Linked DNA regions of Homo sapiens: region 2 is linked to region 1. A link is an interaction called in ENCODE POLR2A ChIA-PET data of the cell type or tissue named here. Cell type or tissue: PC-3. All regions are shown on one strand. Each heading gives the region's core, and the rest is flanking DNA. Links, peaks and the distances in the headings are about the cores only.

Region 1 (9,823 bases), core at 1,035-9,034:
GGTAACTAAATCTAACTCACCTCAAGTTACTACTTTTAATGCCTGTTTAGTTATCACTCCTCCCAGACACAATGACAAGACCAAAGTCTCTATAGTAAAAGTAAAAAACCTAAGGCAAACAAGAACAATTGAGACAAGGTATCAGGATGTAAATGCCTGGCTAAAATGGATTAAATATTCCATCTGCACTCTAAATAAATGCAATCGTTACGCTTGTGTGCGTGGTAGGCCAGAGGTCCAGGTTGTCCCCTTTCCACTCAGATAATCCTCTAATCGACAAGACATGGACTTCCTGGTAGCTCTTTTTCAAAATCCTACAGCCTGTGACAGTGAACTGTGCCAAACTCTCTCTGCTATTTCCTAAAATGCAGTACCCTGTGGGTCAGCCCCCGAGGGCCATCCAGCCTTGTAGGGACCGGCCCTACAGGGTCTGTGGGTCTTTCACCCTGTGTGCAGAGACAAGAGATCATAGAAATAAAGACACAAGACAAAGTGATAGAAGAAAAGACAGCTGGGCCCAGGGGACCACTACCACCAAGATGTGGAGACTGATAGTGACCCCAAATGCCAGGCTGTGCTGTTATTTATTGGATACAAGACAAGGGGGCAGGGTAAGGAGTGTGAGCCATCTCCAATGATAGGTAAGGTCACGTGGGTCACATGTCCACTGGACAGGCGGCCCTTCCCTGTTTGACAGCCAAGGCGGAGAGAGAGGACACAGCTTACGCCATTATTTCTGCATATCAGAGACTTTTAGTACTTTCACTAATTCTGCTACTGCTATCTAGAAGGCAGAGCCAGGTATACAGGGTGGAACATGAAAGTGGACCAGGAGCGTGACCGCTGAAGCACAGCATCACAGGGAGACGTTTAGGCCTCTGGATGGCTGCGGGCAGGCCTGTCTGATGTCAGGCCTTCCACAAGAGGTGGTGGAGCAGAGTCTTCTCTAACTCCCCTGGGGAAAGGGAGACTCCCTTTCCCGGTTTGCTAAGTAACGGGTGCCTTCCCTAGGCACTGACATTACTGCTAGACCAAGGTCAGCTAAGTAACGGTTGCCTTCCCAGGCACTGGTGTTACCGCTAGACCAAGGAGCCCTCTAGTGGCCCTATCCGGGCGTGACAGAGGGCTCACACTTGCCTTCTGGTCACTTCTCACTGTGCCCCTTCAGCTCCTATCTCTGTATGGCCTGGTTTTTCCTAGGTTATAATTGTAGAACAGAAATTATTATAACAGTGGAATAAAGAGTAATGCTACAAACTAATGATTAATAATATTCATATATAATCATATCTATATCCTATTTCTAGTACAACTATTCCTCTTCTATGTGTTTTCTTTATTATACTGGAACAGCTTGTGCCCTCGGTCTCTTGCCTCAGCACCTGGATGGCTTGCTGCCCACACAGCCTCCATCTTTCAAGACCAATTTTACCTCATTTCTCCAACGACAAGGGGAAAATTTGGCATTCCTTGGAGACTTAACAAGCAGTGAGTTCAGGCACTTCCAAGAGCTGACCCATCAGTCCACCATTATTCATCACCAAGCAGATGTATGGTAGTATTGTAGAGGACCTTTACTGGACATTCTGCCAAACAATTAGAGCAGTACTTGCACTCTAGTTCAATTGGCTATCCCTTTTACCCTGGCATTTCATCAACCAGAAAAGCTTTTTCTTTTAAAAACTCAAGCAAAATAGCTAGAACAAGACATGTTAAGAAAGTTTGCAGAGGAAAAAACTATGAAATCAAGAGGAGGGAACCGTAGAAAGTAAAAAGTTTCCTCTTCACAGTTTCCCTTTTTGTTAAAGAATAAATCATAAGTGTTAGAAATAATAGTTTCTTTTAAAGACTAACTTCCTTCAAGCTTCCTTGATTTGTGCTAATAACTCTTTGTTAAGCCCTATCCTATGTAGCTGTTAAATGTGCTCACAGGCACATAGTACATTCTATGTCCTTGTACTTTAACCAAGATATCTGTGCTGGAGGTGCTCACAGGCATGTCCCAGCTCACAGCCTATGCCCCTTCCTTATTTGGGAATGTTATTACTTTTCTAAGTCCTTTCGTAAGCAACTTCCTCTTTTCCTTTGTTCTCCATTGCTTTTACCTATTTAGAGAAGTTTTAAATTGTCAGCCAATTGGGTTCAGTTTAGATTGTGAGGTCTGGCTCCAGCCAATGGAGACAGGACAGAGTAGCAGGGACAAGCTGCGTAAGGGATAAAAATTGCTTCCCTCCTTTATTCAGGTGTGCTCTTGCCATTTTTCCATCTGCGAGGAGCACCCTTTCTGCAGAAAGTAAAATAACCTTGCTGAGAAAACTTTTTGTCTAAATGCTGATTTTTTTTTCCTTATGGTACCAAGGAACAAGCATTCTGTTTCTGAATAAACATTTTATATATAACATCCTGATATCCCAATATCTTGAGAACAGAAGCATTCCTAATTTTGCTTTAAAGATAGTAATATCGATTCTTGCAAGATATAGTCATTAAGAAAATTAATCCTTTATCACAAACCCTTGTAGCAGAGCACATCTCCCCATGATCTTCTTTATCCTACATAAATGAGTATTATACCTAGGGTGGACATGTTTCTTCTTCTGCCTTCGGGAACGCCCTACCCTGTCTATGGAGTAGCCATCTTTCACCACTCTACCTTCTTTTCTTTTCTTTTTTTTTTTTTTTGAGACAGCATTTCACTCTTGTTGCCCAGGCTGGAATGCAATGGCACAATCTCTGCTCACCACAACCTCCTCCACCTCTCGGGTTCAAGCGATTCTTGTGCCTCAGCCTCTCAAGTAGCTGAGATTACAGGGATGCACCACCACACCTGGCTAATTTTGTATTTTTAATAGAGACAGGGTTCTCCATGTTGGTCAGTCTGGTCTCGAACTCCTGACCTTAGGTGATCCACTCGCCTCGGCCTCCCAAAGTGCTGGGATTACAGGCATGAGCCACCGCGCCCGGCCCCACTTTACTTTCTCAATAAACTTGCTTTTGCTTTGCACTGTGGACTCACCCTGAATTCTTTCTTGCACGAGATCCAATAACCCTCTCTTGGGGTCTAGATCGGGACTCCTTTCCAGTAACATTGTGAGATCCTGATTTTGAGATGCCCAGAAAGTTGCCAGCAATCAGTGGATTACAGAGGTCTGAAGATGTGGGGAGGAGGTGAGCAAAGCCATGAGAAGGAGTGAGATTGTCTAGGGAGAGGAAGGAGAGCACAGTATGGGTGCAGGGGCCAGGCTTGTGTGGACACATCTGGAAAATGCTAGAGCACCCCATTAGCAGGTGACGTTCCCCAACAGAAAATCACGCCCTCCAACCAAGCCTTTGTCAGTCACATACAAAAAAGTTTTAAATCTCTCATCTGCCTTTCTCTGGTTTCACACTTGTTCAGAACCCAGGCAGGGAAGAAGAGAACTATTTTCTGAGGCCCCCTGAAGATCCTGACAACAAAGAGAATAGTTGAAGTGTCAATATCCTTCCTTCCAGAAAGTGTTCTGGCTTCCAGGCAAACTGCCACCACCACCCCAGCAACCTGAGATCAAGGCACTGGAGTCTGCCTAGCAAGCCTGGGTCCCAGCCCCAGCCAAGGGAATATTGAGTGAGCGTGCTGTTGTGTGCGCACCCCAGAAACTTTACGGCTCTGTCACTAAAGGGAGCCACTCCAGTGGTTCTTCCCAAAGAAGTCAGCTTCAAGATGACTCAGTGTCCCCATGCCAGAAATAGAAATGGCTGGCAACTTTCACATGTCAGTTTCTTCTGCTAACAACAATTCCACACCCTGTTACATGCCCATTGAATTTAACAACGGGAGGTCCTTAGCGATTTTGGACACAGCAGATGGATTTTCAGTCCAAAGCATTCAGGAAGCACTGAAATCCGTGACCCCATCCCCACCTCCGTTGTGGGGCTTTGTAATGCATATCAGCATATTGAAGACCGTGGAAAGCAGTCTCCAACATTTTGTTTAATTCAAACTTTTTGATCCATAATCCTCCCTCCTTTCCAGGCAGAAAACTTTCAAATATTCCATAAAACATCAGAAATTCAAGGGACCATGAGGCCAGGTGCAGTGGCTCATGCCTATAATCCCAGCACTTTGGGAGGCCAAGGTGGGCAGATCACCTGAGGTCAGGAGTTTGAGACAAGCCTGGCCAACATGGCGAAACCCCATCTCTATTAAAAACATAAAAATTAGCTAGGTGTGGTGGTAGATGCCTGTAATCCCAGCTACTCAGGAGGTTGAGGCAGGAGAATCACTTGAATCCGGGAGCTGGGGGTTGCAGTGAGCCAAAATTGTGCAACTGCACTCCAGCCTGGGTGACAGAGAGAGACTCCCTCTTAAAAAAAAAAAAAAGAAAGAAAGAAATTCAAGAGACCAAGTATATATTGAAGAAGTTTGGATGAAAAGATAATTAATTAGAAAAAGTGGTCATAAAGGGAAAATATGAACCAAGAGAGGCCTTGTTATTTAGTGATTATTTTTAGATTGGTATAAACTTCCATATGTTCTTAGGCCAAGGGAAGCAGGAAAGATGGCGCATATGAGAAACAGAATAATTCATGGAGCCAGGCCCTTTGGGGATTTATAATCAAGTAGCTTTTACTTGGTAAATACTTCTTATATGAATAACAAATGAAAGGAAGTGAAACCCAAAATTTGTAAGTTTCAAATGCAAAGTAGATGAATAATCATTCTTTTGAGATATTTCCAAAGTTAGCATAACAATTCCAAGTCATTGAGTAAATATTCACATCAATATTTAAGATTTAAGGCAATTGTTTGGAATATTTTGGGAGTTATGAATAAAACTCTGAATCCTCTCTGCAAAAGGTTTCTTTCTTTTTTTTGAGATGGAGTCTTGCTCTGTCACCCAGGCTGAAGTGCAGTGGCACAATCTCAGCTCACCGCAACCTCCGCCTCCCGGTTCTCCTGCCTCAGCCTCCCCAGCAGCTGGGATTACAGGCACATGCCACCACGCCCCACTAATTTTTTGTATTTTTAGTAGAGACGGGGTTTCACCGTGTTAGCCAGGATGGTCTCGATCTCCTGACCTCGTGACCCGCCTGCCTCAGCCTCCCAAAGTGCTAGGATTACAGGCATGAGCCCCCGCGCCCGGCCTCTGTAAAAGGTTTCTACGATGAGTTTCAGGGAATTCAATCCTAGTTTTCAAATTTGTCACCAAAGCTGTGGTTGGTCCAGGGGGTCAGGAAGCGGCACCTGCCACCCAGAGGTGAGTAAAATGCAGAAAACCACTGCCAGTAGTCCCAGATGCCTACAAGCCCTGGGCTAATAACAGTTAAGGAAACATGAAAGGGGCTGCAGATTCATCTGTTGGAAGCCCACACACCTGTTGCAGCCTCAGCTTTTCAAACCTGGCACAGACACATCTTCTCAGCTGTATCCTAAAGCCTGTTGGCAAAGGCATTTCAGAAATATAGTCCCTAGGCTTCTAAGGCCTAAGATACAGAGAAGAGCATAAAAGGTGCTAGGAACAAGGCCGGGCATGGTGGCTCACGCCTGTAATCCCAGCACTTTGGAAGGCCAAGGCGGGTGGATCACCTGAGGTCGGGAATTCGAGACCAGCCTGACCAACATGGAGAAACCCAGTCTCTACTAAAAATACAAAATTAGCCAGGCATGGTGGTGCATGCCTGTAATCCCAGCTACTCAGGAGGCTGAGGCAGGAGAATTGCTTGAACCCAGGAGGTAGAGGTTGCGGTGAGCTGAGATTGCGCCATTGCACTCCAGCCTGGGCAACAAGAGTGAAACTCCATCTCAAAAAAAAAAAAAAAATGGTGCTAGGAACAGTGCTGACGATATCTGGCCCACCCTCTTTGCCCCTCTCCCTTCTCCATGTCCACTCCTCTTAGCAGTGCACCTTATAACAGAAGACCAGATAGAAGGCTAAAAACCAGCACAAGAGAAGTCTGGACCCTGGAAATGGGCGGGTGAGATCGAAGCACAGAAGGGCTATGGAAGTCTGGGGAAAAACAGGAGGTCCTAAGGGGTAGAAGTTTTCCTCCCTACTATAAAAGGATAAGCTATGTTGGGGCTTATCCTTAGATACTTAGAAGATGATACTTAGAAGTATCATCTAAGGTCAGTGGAGAAACTGGCGCAGAGAGCTAGGAGCATAGAGAAGCCATAGCCGCCGCTTTCCTATGTACTCTGCAATGGGCTGGAATGCTTTTCTACAGCCTGAAGGTAAGAGATCTACAAGGTTGGTGCACTAGCAATTGTGGTCCTCCAGACTTTGGATGTGCTCACATTAGGAAGCTTTTGGCAAGGACTTCACGGATAGCATTGCAAGCTGAGGATCTGTATAAAATGATCAGATCCAGGATTCCACTAGTTGGTAAAAAGTCTTTGTGTGCGTTTGAGAAAGGAGTTACTTCCTTGGGAAGACGCAGCTTCACACCAAAGTGCATGACTTGGCATGCTTCAGCCTGCATTCATCCCCTTGGGGATGCAGTGAACAGCCTGCACAACTGTACACAGCCGCCCCAGTCAAATCCTAGCAAAAGACTAATCTACAGTAAATTTATGTTAGCAAACTTAGATACAAGAATTTTGACTCACCATTGAGTCATTGTAAAAGTAGTGTTGGTTTTAGTTATCATTAAAAAGACTCAACAATTTAGAAATAATGTTGAGAAGGATAAAAAAAAATTAACATGCTGCTCTAAAGATAGAAAGAATCTAATTCTATTGGAGAGCTGTAACTCTTAGAATAAATGAAAAGGAAACGTGAATTGAGCAAACCAGTGTTGATAAACACAAGAAAGGGACGTCATAAAATGACATCGCCCCAAATCCAGCAGAGTCAATATCATCAAACTATAATTAGCACAAGTCTCCAAGGAGCATGAATCATATTGAGAAATAGGTTTTTGATCTTGAAAAGTAATATGAGAACTAGAGATGAAAACTAAGCTGTAGATGGCACACTGCAAAAAATTGAGGCTACCGAGGGAATGGAATGAGACAGGCTGCCGCTCACCTGCCTGCCCTGTCTCCAAAAGCACAGGCAAAAGAAGCAAATGAGGCGTTAAGCAGCATTAAGGAGACAAGACGGAAAGGAGGAAAGCATTTTTAAAAAATTAACTGAATATTAGCTGGGCGCAGTGGCTCACGCCTGTAATCCCAGCACTTCGGGAGGCCAAGGCAGGAGGATCACCTGAGGTCAGGAGTTCGAGACCAGCCTGGCCAATATAGTGAAACCTACTAAAAATACCAAAATTAGTCAGGTATGGTGGCGGGCACCTGTAGCTACTCAGGAGGGTGAGGCAGGAGAATCATTTGAACCCTAGAGGCAAAGGTTGTAGTGAGCTAAGATCGTGCCACTGCACTCCAGCCTGGGTGACAGAGTGAGACTGTCTCAAAAAAAAAAAAAAATAAAAGAAGAAAGAAATATTAACTGGATATTGAGATATATGTAGAACAGGTCTACGACAAATTCCCTCCTCAAATTCTCCAGGTTCTGATTCAGATCCAAAAACTACACAGCGGACCATATAAAATACATCTTAGAGCTTACAGATAGTGGCTAACTCTTTAGAAAGAGTCGTCTTAAAGTAGTAACTTTATTTGTTTAACACTTATTTATGAATATTTATAAATGAACACTTATGAATATTTGTAAGTGAACACTTATTTATGAATATTTGTAAGTGAACATTTCTTTATGTTTAACACTTATTATGAATTCTTTATATGAATCATATAAAGAATGCAAGTAAACAACTTAGTACTATTGTTATATTCTTTGAAGTTGCTGGGACTATTGTCCCATCACTTGATTAGAGTCTTCAATTCTCAAACTTGCTTTTCTGTCCCCATTCCTCGGGGTACTCTGGCCCCGGACACCTTCAATGCCCTCTCCTTCCTGATACTTTTCCTCACTTGACTTCGGGGACATTGCTCTCTCCTAGTTTCGCTTTCTCTTATCTGGATGCTCCCTCTTCTCTCCTCTCCAACTTTTTATTTTCTTTCAGCACCCCCCCTTAAATTGGAGGAATTCTCTAGAATTCAGCCATTTTTTTAAATTTAAATTTTAATTTTTTTATTTCCAAAGGTTATTGGGGAGCAGGTGGTGTTTGGTTACAGGGATAAGTTTTTTACTGGTGGTTTGTGAGATTTTGGTGCTCCCATCACCCGAGCAGTGGACACTGCACCCAATTTGTAGCCTTTTATCCCCCACCCCCCTCCCACCCTTTCTCCGTGAGTTCCCAAAGTCCATTGTGTCATTCTTACGCCATTGCATCCTCACTGCTGTGAGTGAGAACATACGATGTTTGGTTTTCCATGCCTGAGTTACTTCACTTAGAATAATAGCCTCCAATCTCATCCAGGTTGCTGCAAATACCATTAATTCATTCCTTTTTATGGCTGAGTAGTATTCCGTTAGATATATATATATATATATATATATATATATATATATATATATATCACCGTTTCTTTCTTTTTTTTTTTTTTTTGTGTCAGAGTCTCATTCTGTCACCAGGCTGGAGTGCGGTGGTGTGATCTCAGCTCACTGCAATCTCCACCACCTAGGTTCAAGCGAGTCCCCTGCCTCAGCCTCCCAAGTAGCTGGGACTACAGGTGCGTGCCACCATGCCTAGCTAATTTATTTTGTATTTTAGGAGAGACAAGGTTTCACCATGTTGGCCAGATTGTCTTGATCTCCTGACCTCGTTATCCACCTGCCTTGGCCTCCCAAAGTGCTAGGATTACAGGTTTGAGCCACCGCACCTGGCCATACCATTTCTTTATCCACTCATTGATTGATGGGCATTTGGGTTGGTTCCACATTTTTGCAATTGCAAATTGTGCTAGAATTCAGCCCTTTTAGAGGAGGTCTCTGAGAAGGACTAAGTCCATATTTCCAAGCTTAATCTCTATCCTGAGGTTCAGGCCCATTTTTCCAAATAGGTGTGGACCTCTTCATTCACCTATCCCACAAGTAATGCAAGTTACTCAGAACTAATCTCCTTCCCCCAGGGCAGCTGCCTGTCCTGGGTTTCTCATCTGCTAGGGTCTAAATGTTTGTGTCCTCCCAAAATCCATAGATTGAAATCCTCACCGGCAGGTGAGGGTATTAGGAGGTGTTATTAGTCAGGGTTCTCTAGAGGGACAGAAGTAAAAGGACAGATGCATATATTGAAGGGAGTTTATTAAGGAGAATTGACTCACACGATCACAGGGTGAAGTCCCATGACAGGCTGTCTGGAAGCTGAGGAGCAAGGAAGCCAGTAGTGGCTCAGTCCAAGTCCCAAAGCCTCAAAAGTAGGGAAGCTGACAGTGCAGCCTTCAGTCTGTGGCCAAAAGCCTGAGAGCCCCCAGCAAACCACTGCAGTAAGTCCTAGAGTCCAAGGGCCGAAGAACTTGGAGTCTGATGTTCAAGGGCAGGAAGCATCCAGCACAGGAGAAAGATGAAGTCTGGAAGACTCAGCAAGTCTGCCCTTCCACCTTCTTCTGCCTGCTTTTTCTAGCCTCACTGGCAACCAACTGGATGGTGCCCACCCAGATTGAGGGTGGGCCTGCCTCTCCCAGTCCACTGAAGCAAATCTTAATATCCTCTGGCAACCCACTCACAGACATACCCAGAAACAATATTTTGCATCCTTCAATCTGATCAAGTTGACACTCAATATTAGCCATCACAGGAGGTGAAGCCTTTTGGGGGGTGATTAGGTCATGAGAGGAGAGCCCTCACAAATGAGATTAGTGCCCTCATGAAAGAGACCCCAGAGAGCTGCATCAACCCTTCCACCACATGAGGACACTGCAAGATGATGTCTATGAACCAGGAGG
Region 2 (9,823 bases), core at 1,072-9,071, 94 kb before region 1:
AAGCACGTAGGAAGGATTTTCTATGTGGATGGAATAAACGCCCATCTGCCTGGAGATCTTATGGGATATATGGGGCTATGAGAGCTGTAACATAACGCCTCACACATAACCAATACTCTGTCCTTATTAGTATGTTACCTTTTTTTAAATTATCATTACAGTGATATGGATAAACCACAGTAGGTATATTATAACCAATTTTCAGATAAAGCAACTAACCTCAGAATGGTCAAGTGACACCCAGTTAGAACCCAGAACTCTATTTTAAAACCTATCAAGGACCTGTCTATTCTTGCATCTATCGAGATGCAAATTTCTGCCTTAAAACTATTTTCAACTAGGTATGTTATTAATTAATTCAGGTACAAATATTCCCAAAGGAAGTGTAATATTTTGCAGCACAAAGCATGACATTGGCCAATACCCTGGGGGTGGTCGAGGTGCTGGAGGAAGATGACACAGAGCAAATGTCTTAAAAAGTAGTGACAGCAGTGGTCTGTGATCAAAGACAAATTGGAAGAACACAGGAGAGCGCCCCTTCCAGACATATCCCAGAGCCAGCCATTTCTTCCCAGAGCCACTGCTACCCACTAGTCCAAGCCTCCAGTCTTGCCTAGACAGTTCCAGTGGTTTCCCAACTGGTCTCCCTGCTTCCGCTTTTGCCCCTCAGCAATCTGTGGTTCACTCAGCTGCCAGAGTGTTCCTTTTCTGAAAGGCTCATCACGTCTCACCACGCCGTTCAATGGCTCCCCAAATCACAAAGATCTAATCTTCCCCCACATGCTCAGAAATGTCCACATGATCCAGCCCATGCTCACCTCTCCAAACCCAGCTTGTTCCATTCTCTCCCCACCGCCAATGCTCATTCCTATTTTTCCACCCCTCGAGAAGGCCAAGCCATTTTCACCTTGGGGCCAATTGCAATGGCTTCTTGGTCTGCCTGGCATGCTTTTCTGCCTGATCTTTGTATGGCTGGTTCTGTGTCCTTCAGATTTCAGTTTAAAAGTCATCTCTTCAACCTAAAGTGGCTTCCAATTCCTATTACCTTTTTTTTTTGAGACAGAGTCTCGTTCTTGTCGCCCAGGCTGGAGTACAGTAGTGCAATCTCAGCTCACTGCAATCTCGGCCTCCAAGGTCTAAGCGATTCTGCCTCAGCCTCCTGAGTAGCTGGGATTATAGGTATGTGCCACTATGCCTGGCTAATTTTTGTATTTTTAGTAGAGACAGAGTTTCACCATGTTGGCTAAGCTGGTCTTGAACTCCTGACCTCGAGTGATCTGCCCACCTCAGCCTCCCGAAGTGTCAGGATTACAGGCATGAGCCACCGCGCCCCACCTACCCTCTTTTAATTCTTGGCCAAACACCTATCATTATCTGTTATTTTTCCTATGGACTGATACATTCATTGATGTAGTGACTGTCTCTCCCTCATCCCACTACCACGTAGGTTCAAGGAGGGCCTGGAGCTCTTTTCTCCTGTTCCCTTTTGTATCCCCAGTGACACACTGTAGGTGTTTAGTAAATATATGTAGAATGAAGGTACAAATGAATAAATTAAAAAGACCACCATCCTACCTACTTGCCAGCTTTGGCTCTACTTGGCCAATCAAGTGGCTGAGTAATGACAATCAGAATAAGTTAATAGCCTTCACCTAGAAAGCAGGGAGTAGCACGATTATAAATAGCTCAAAAGCTTTCTGAAAACAGTATATGCTTAGTCACTCTCCAAAGTCCAGATCGAGCCCCCTCAATCCAGAGTCTCCTGAGTCTCAGCCCTGGAATCTTTACAAAGGTCTTCATAGCCCCCTACAATCTGGCCCAACGCTGCCCATGCAGCTGCCCATTATTCAGCAGGGCTAGAAGCCCAGCTCCTGAAATCATTCCAAGCTCAATGTTCACTCAAGGTCTCCTGAAATTCTGGGCCACATACTGAGGTCACAAACCTCCCTTCACTCAGACCATTAAATCCCCCATTCCTTAAGCCCTCGGCTCAGTCAATACCTCCCTTCTACCATGGTCCACCACTGACTTAGTCCAGAGCAGCAGTTCCCCAAGTCTGCAGAATCCTAGGGGGCCCCAGGACCCATTCATTCATTCATTACTCACTCATTCATTCATTTTACTTACTTATTTAGACAAAGTCTCTCTCTGTCGCCCAAGCTGGAGTGTAATGGCACGATCTCAGCTCACTGCAAACTCCACCTCCCGGGTTCAAGCGACTCTCATGCCTCAGCCTCCTGAGTAGCTGGGATTACAGGCACGTGCCACCACACCTGGCTAATTTTTGTATTTTAGGTAGAGACAGGGTTTCACCATGTTGGCCAGGCTGGTCTCTAACTCCTGATCTCAAGTGATCAGCCCACCTCAGTCTCCCAAAGTGTTGGGATTACAGGCGTGAGCCACTGCACCTGGCCCCAGCACCCTTTTAGGCAGTCCATGAGATCAAAACTATTTTCGGAATACTACTAAGATGTTATTTATTTGTCTTTTTCACTGTTTGTCATTTGCGCTGCTGGTGCAACAGCAAGGCAAGTTAAACTGCCAGCCTCATAGCGCAAATCAAGATAGTGGGACCAGATGATTCTAGCAGTCATTGCATTCTTCAGTGCCATGTGCAAGCAGAAAAAAAAAAATGCCAGTTTAATTTAAGAATATCTTCACTGGGCCGGGCACAGTGGCTCACGCCTGTAATACCAGCACTTTGGGAGGCCGAGGCGGGCAGATCATGAGGTCAGGAGATCGAGACCATCCTGGCTAACACAGTGAAACCGCATCTCTACTAAAAATACAAAAAATTAGCCGGGCGTGGTGGCAGGATCCTGTAGTCCCAGCTACAGGCCTCGGGAGGCTGAGGCAGGAGAATGGTGTGAACCTGGGAGGCGGAGCTTGCAGTGAGCCAAGATAGCGCCACTACTGCACTCTGGCCTGGGCAAAAAAGCGAGACTCCGTCTCAACCAAAAAAAAAAAAAAAAAGAATGTCTTCACTGAAGCAGTAAAAATTATTAAATCCTGACTCTTGCATACACATTGTTAATACATGCAAGTGTGAAGAAATGAAGCATACACATAAAGCCCCTCCGCATAGCAAAGTATGATGGTTGTCTCAAGTTCTGAGATGAACTATTGGCTTTCTTCATGAAACACTATTTTTACTTAAAAGAATGAAATGAAGGGCCAAATATATTTATTCAGATTTGGGTATTTGATAGACATTTTCTTGAAGGTGAATAAAGTAAGCTTGTCACTTCAAAGAAAACAACTGACAGTATTGGCTGCCAGTGACTGGGTGTGAGCTCTCAAGCAAAAATTAGAATTTTAAGAAAGTTGCCACTGTGAGTTTGACAGCTTCCCAATACTTAGTCTTTCCCCCATCAGATCAATAGTGGTATTAACAAATATGATTTTTATATTGTATAATTAAATCTCACCACATTTGGAAGGTCTGCATAACATGGTAAAACTACTATTTTCCAAATGGTCAATGCGTCATGTTATGAAATCATGCATGAGTAAGAAATCCATTCAAAGTACAAGATAGGCCAATGTATTTTCATGTAGGAATACAGAAAGTTCATTGATAAGGTTTCAGATTCTACATTATAGCACATTTTTAAGATACTACCACTTTTGAGTTTGGGTGCAGTATCAAAGAAGAATAAAGAAACAGAGACACTTAACAGGTGCTCAAATACTTGTTGACCATAAGCTACACTTCTCCATCTCTAAGGAATGAGTATCTTTGTTTTTGACCAAATGATCTGTTAAACTTGAGGATCTCAGCACACTTGCGGGGATACCTTTAAATTGTTCTAGAGCCCTTTCTGAAAAATGTGAATGAAATGAGTTCTATCTGATTTTTAGTCTATTTGGGGTTCAAACCTCGCTTTAGAAACTACAGATCCTGTCCCATTCCTATTTGCTTTTGATCATCAAAAAATAAACACTGTTCATTTTTTCCCTCCGTGCTATATATTCCACCAAAGCTTGAACATATGTTTTTTTTGTTGTTGTTGTTTTGTTTTTTTTTCCTTGAGAGGGAGTCTTGCTCTGTTGCCCAGACTGGAGTGCAGTGGCATGATCTCAGATCACTGCAACCTCTGCCTCCTAGGTTCAAGCGATCCTCCTGCCTCAGCCTCCCAGGTAGCTGGGATTACAAGCATGTGCCACCATGCCTGGCTAATTTTTGTGTGTTTAGTAGAGACGGGGTTTCACCATGTTGTATCACCATGTTGGCGAGGCTGGTCTCAAACTCCTGACCTCAAGGGATCTGCCCACCTCAGCCCCCCAAATTGCTGGGATTACAGGCTTGAACCACCAATCCTGGCTTTGAACACACGTTCTTAATGGAGCCAGTCAGATAGAAATGTCAACTCCAGCGCCAGTCAAGATGAAGCAAGCCAACCATGGCCTATGATTCCCACTGATTTTAACTGAAATCTCTGCATATAGTTTTAAAAACTCCAAAACCTTACCTACCTGAACTCTGAACACTAAACAGTTAGAAGCAATGCGGGGATCTGACCCAAAAAGGGCTGAATCATGGAGCTGTGCAGCAAAAACTCCAGGAGAAATCCTTATTATGGACAAAGGCCTTGTTTTCTGTCTCTTTCTTATCTTTTTTTCTCACCCAGTCTAGCCCTCAGGCCATGCATATGGAAAGATCTCCCAGATCTACTCATGAATTAAGCAAGGTGTAGTGAAGTGTACACAGTGTGTTGCCATTTGTGTCAAAGACGGTGGTAATAACACATATTTGGATTAAAAAAAAAAAAAGAAAGAAAAAACAAAAACTCCATTGAGGACCAACTGCAGTGGCTCACACCTATAATCCCAGCATTTTGGGAGGCTGAGGTGGGTAGATCACTTGAGGTCATGAGTTTGAGACCAGTCTGGCCAACATGGTGAAACACCATCTCTATTAAAAATACAAAAATCAGCTGGCCGTGGTGCTGGGCGCCTGTAGTCCCAGCTACTCAGGGGGCTGAGGCATGAGAATCGCTTGAACCTCACTGCGGAGGTTGCAGTGAGCTGAGATTGCGCCACTGCACTCCAGCCTGGGCAGCAGACCAAGACTCCATCTCAAAAGAAACAAAACAAAACAAAACCAACAACTCCATTGAGATAAAGAAAATGTATTTTATATATGTCATGGAATACTACTCAGCCATAAAAAGGAATGAAATAATGGCATTCGCAGAGATCCGGATGGAACTGGAGACCACTATTCTAAATGAAGTAACTCAGGAATGGAAAATCAAACATTTTATGTTCTCACTCATAAATGGGATCTAAGCTATGGGGACGCAAAGGCATAAGATTAAGAATGGACTCTGGGGACTCGGTGGGAAGGGTGGGAGAGGGTGAGGGATAAAAAAGACTACACACTGGGTACAGTATACACTGCTCACGAGATGGGTGCACCAAAATCTCAGAAATTACCACTGAAGAATTGATTCGTGCAACCAAACACCACCTGTTCCCTAGAACTGACTGAAATAATGATTTTTAAAACACCACTGACTGTCTATAAAGGAAACTAGTAACAGTGGCTACTTATTTGGAGGATTTGTGGGGACTGGGTGGATGGGTGTCAGAGGTAGTAGAGACCCCACGTGAGTGTGTTATCTGTTGATAATTCAATACACTATATTTTTAAATGTCATCCTTGCACAGAACCCAATCGATTCTGTTGAATGAAAAAAGTGCAGAAGATAGCTTCCCTTCCATCCGTTCCCATCTCCAGCACAAACCCCTGTTACTACTGATGTTGCCACTACTCCATGGGATGTTTCAGGACCCCCTGGACGGGAGCAGGCAGCTTTTCAAATTCTTTTTCAATGTGGTTTTTAAAGCAATACTTGAGAATAATCAGCTTCCAGTAATAAGCCCTTGCATCACTCTAGAAAGTGTTTTCAAAAGTATGTTCTAATTAGGTCCTGAGACAATACCCTGAGACAGTTTATCTGTTCTAGGTTCTATTTTATAGAAGGGAAAACTGAAGTTGTGGGAAGTTAGGGGATCTGCCCACGGTCATTCCTCTGGAAATGGCAGAGCCGATCAAGGTCTTCTGATTACAAGTTGAGCTTAGAGAAGGGTAACACCCCTATCATCCTTCCCAACTCCAAAAGAAGAAAGAAGAAAATGATAGCAAGATCTCCACAGATTTTCCTTCCATTCCATGACATTTTATGACAGACTGACATAAGTATGGGTCAGTCTGGGTCTTGGTCCTAGGGGACAGTAACGGCAGAGAGGGAAAAATATCCAAATTCTGTTTTGACTGTTGCACTTGTCCAGCAAGAGAGAAATGAGGAAGGAAAAATGTCCTTGGCTGGTGTGGAAAGAAATCTGCCAGTAAATCTGGTGGATGTTCCAACGTGCCAAAGATATCCCCCCAAGTCCTATTAACACCATGACACCGAACCAGAGAGGCGGTGAACACGTACTAACACTGCTGACATCTTGGCAGCTTTTGAAAGAAAGATCCCGTTGCTATTTACTAATGCGTGGGTGGGATATTTGAAGATGGAGAGGTGCTGGAAAGGAACCAGAGTGTGGGAGGACTTTGCTCCCAAGGACTGAGTTGAATGTCACCCTGCATATGCTTTGCAAAAGTTTCCCTCCGTAAGATTTCCCCCTCTTCCATCTCCTACCCTCCAAATCGACCCTAGAGTCCCAGATCCTCCAACAGAGAGAAAGTGAGAACTATCAGGGAAGAGAATGAAATGTGCCCTTCATATCTACAGTCCAGATCCACTGTCCAAGCTGAATGGAAACTTAAAGAACAGCAGCATCAACAGCATCTAGAGGTGGGGCATGGTGGCTCACGCCTGTAATCCCAGAACTTTGGGAGGCCAAGGCAGGAGGGTCACTTGAGGCTGGGAGATCGAGACCAGCCTGGCCAACATGGTGAAACCCCATCTCTACAAAAAATACAAAAATTAGCTGGGCATGGTGGTGGGTGCCTGTAATCCCAGCTACTTGGGAGGCTGAGGTAGAAGTATCACTTGAACCTGGGAGACAGAGGCTGCAGTAAGCCGAGATTGCATCACTGCACTCCAACCTGGGCAACAGAGCAAGACTCCGTCTCAAAAACAAAACAAAACAAAAAAAAAAAACACCCAGCACCCAGCACCCAGCACCTAGAAAGTCCAGGAGCACATGGGATGCCTGCAGGGTCTGTAATTGAAGATCGGCACATAATACAAGAAAGTATCCTAAGCAAAGTCCCAGGCCCTTCATAACTGCTCTTAGAATATGCGGAGTGTTAGCGTGTTCTGATTAACAAAAGTCTAACATCTATTCTTACTGGAATAAAAGAGTGATCATAACAGCAATTCTGACCCCTCCCCTAAGGTTAAGGAACAATGTTGACTGCTTCTGACATAACATGGTGTATTTATCCTGGGTAGGATAATTTGATGCTTGCCTTCCCACAGAAAAAGAAACGCTTAAAGTTTTTGGGTTTTTTTAAGAAAAAAGCAGCAAGTAGGCCAGGCACGGTGGCTCACGCCTGTAATCCCAGCACTTTGGGAGGCTGAGGCAGGTGGATCATCTGAGGTCAGGAGTTCAAGACCAGCCAGGCCAACATGGTGAAACCCCCTCTCTACTAAAAATACAAAAATTAGCCAGGTGTGATGGCACATACCTGTAATCCCAACTACTTGGGAAGCTGAGGCAGGAGAATCACTTGAACCCTCGGAAGTGGGGATTGCAGTGAGCCGAGATCATGCCATTGCACTCTAGCCTGGTCTACAGAGTGAGACTCCATCTCAAAAGAAAAAAAAAAAAAAGAAGCAAGTAGTAGTCAATAATTCACAACTATTTTAATCACTCCAGGGTATGTAAAAATATCTTAGGGAGCATCAGAAAACTTTAAAAAGTCAATGTAATTTTAATTTCAAATTAAGTTTTAAACTAATGGGCTAATTTTTCTTGTTTTGCTTTGTTTTGAGACAGAGTCTTGGTCTGCTGCCCAGACTGGAGTGCAGTGGCACGATCTCTGCTCATTGCAACCTCTGCCTCCCAAGATCAAATGATTCTCCTGCCTCAACATCCTAAGTAGCTGGGATTACAGGCGCGTACCACCATCCTCAGCTAATTTTTGTATTTTTAGTAGAGATGGAGTTTCACCATGTTGGCCAGGCCGGTCTTAAACTCCTGACCTCAAGTGATCCGCCGACCTCGGCCTCCCAATGTGCTGGGAATACAGGCGTGAGCCACTGCAATCAGCCCACAATGGGCTAATTTTATGTAGCTTTGATGTGGTCCCTTTCAAAGTGGGTAGGGAGTAAAAACGGCACAAGCAGAGGTCTGGAAACGTGCAGAGTCCCTCAGATTGAACTAAATTCTGCTCCACAGCAGCTCAGCAAAGTGAAATAATGATCTTCCTCACCTCAAGTTTCCACTTTTTCTCTGAGCCTGGAATGCTCCCACACTTTGTTATCTAAGAGGCCAGGGTGATTCAAGGGAAAGGGAAAAGGAATTCTCCCCCAAGATCAACATCTGATCAACAGAAATAGATCTGCCTTCAGGCTGAAACAATTCTCCACGGTCCCATTGTTCTTTGTTTTTCCCAAATGATGGAAAAATCTAATTCCAGAAAAATGTTAGTAGCTAGATTGTGACCATAGTGCTAAGAAGTTATGTAGCTTAAGATTTTAAGGGCTAACCTATTAAAGATCAGAATAATATCTGATCTCTTGACATAAATCTATTATATAGTCATATAAACAAAGCTCCCACAAGATGGGGAACAAAAGGGCCAAGCCTAAAAAGCCTTCGCTTGGAAGAAATTAAGTATGACTCGGGCTTGGGATGCTCAGGCTTAGACTTGCTGGGTCCAACTCAATATGGAGTAGGCAACAGTAATGATTAAGAAGGAGAAAAGGAAGAATAAAAACAGGTGCTTAGAACCACATTGGGAGCAAACTACATGAGAAGCGTTCAGAAAGTTCTAACTTTCTAACCATCAGGGAGGGGTTAGAAAAGTCTAGACTGCTGTCAGTAGGGCAGAGCTGAGGAATGTATGTTTGTTTGTTTCTTTGAGATGGAGTCTTACTCTGTCGCCCAGGCTGGAGTGCAATGGTGTGATCTCGGCTCACTGCAACCTCCGCCTCCTGAGTTCAAGCGATTTTCCTGCCTCAGCCTCCCGAGTAGCTGGAATTAGAAGCACGCACCACTCTGCCCAGCTAATTTTTGTATTTTTAGTAGAGACAGGGTTTCGCCATGTTGGCCAGGCTGGTCTTGAACTCCTGACCTCAGGTGATCCCCCCACCTCGGCCTCCCAAAGTGCTGGGATTACAGACATATGTCAAAGAAGAAGAAATCCTTTCCCTTAGTTGGACGTACCAGCCCTTCACAGGAATAGCTTCTGTGCAAGAGCATGAAGAAGGCCTCCAGGGTCCAGGGAGCCCTGGGAGAAGCTCCCTTTGAATCTCCCTTTGAAGCGGGTTTGAATCCTGTCCTTTGCAGACATGGATGCAGCTGGAGGCCATTATCCTAAGCAAATGAACGCAGGAACAGAAACCCAAACACTGCATGTTCTCACTTATAATGGGAGCTAAACATTGAGTACACATGGACACAAAGATGGCAACAATAGACACGGGGGCCTACGTGAGGGTGGGAGGAGGGTGAGGATGGAAAAACTACCTCTCAGGTACTGTGCTCACTACCTGGGTGCGAAACGATTGGTATACCAAACCCCAGTGGCACGCAATTTACCCACGTCATAAACCTACACACGTACCCCCTGAACCTAAAATAAAAGTTGGAAGGAAAACAAAATAAAAAAGACAATAAGGGGATTCGGAAGAACAAG

The links. ChIA-PET counts read pairs that join two places held together with the same protein. Peaks named below come from ENCODE experiments on the same cell type or tissue, not always from the same donor. Only the 100,000 strongest peaks of a DNase experiment are listed, where the experiment ranks them.
Region 2: POLR2A ChIA-PET joins it to region 1 with 10 read pairs; 3 of 35 experiments call an interaction of 5 or more read pairs at or near these places.

What each region holds. Positions count from the first base shown.
Region 1 is chr10:13,081,621-13,091,443 of GRCh38, forward strand. It overlaps a transcript of CCDC3 not described here. Among named protein-coding and RNA genes, the nearest start is that of OPTN, 14 kb to the right of the region's middle. In PC-3, for the core only: no CTCF peak of the experiment used is centred there; no DNase peak of the experiment used is centred there; H3K27ac peaks cover 1,289 bases.
Region 2 is chr10:12,987,308-12,997,130 of GRCh38, forward strand. All of the region lies in intron 2 of CCDC3 (coiled-coil domain containing 3), which reads right to left. Among named protein-coding and RNA genes, the nearest start is that of CCDC3, 9.5 kb to the right of the region's middle. In PC-3, for the core only: no CTCF peak of the experiment used is centred there; no DNase peak of the experiment used is centred there.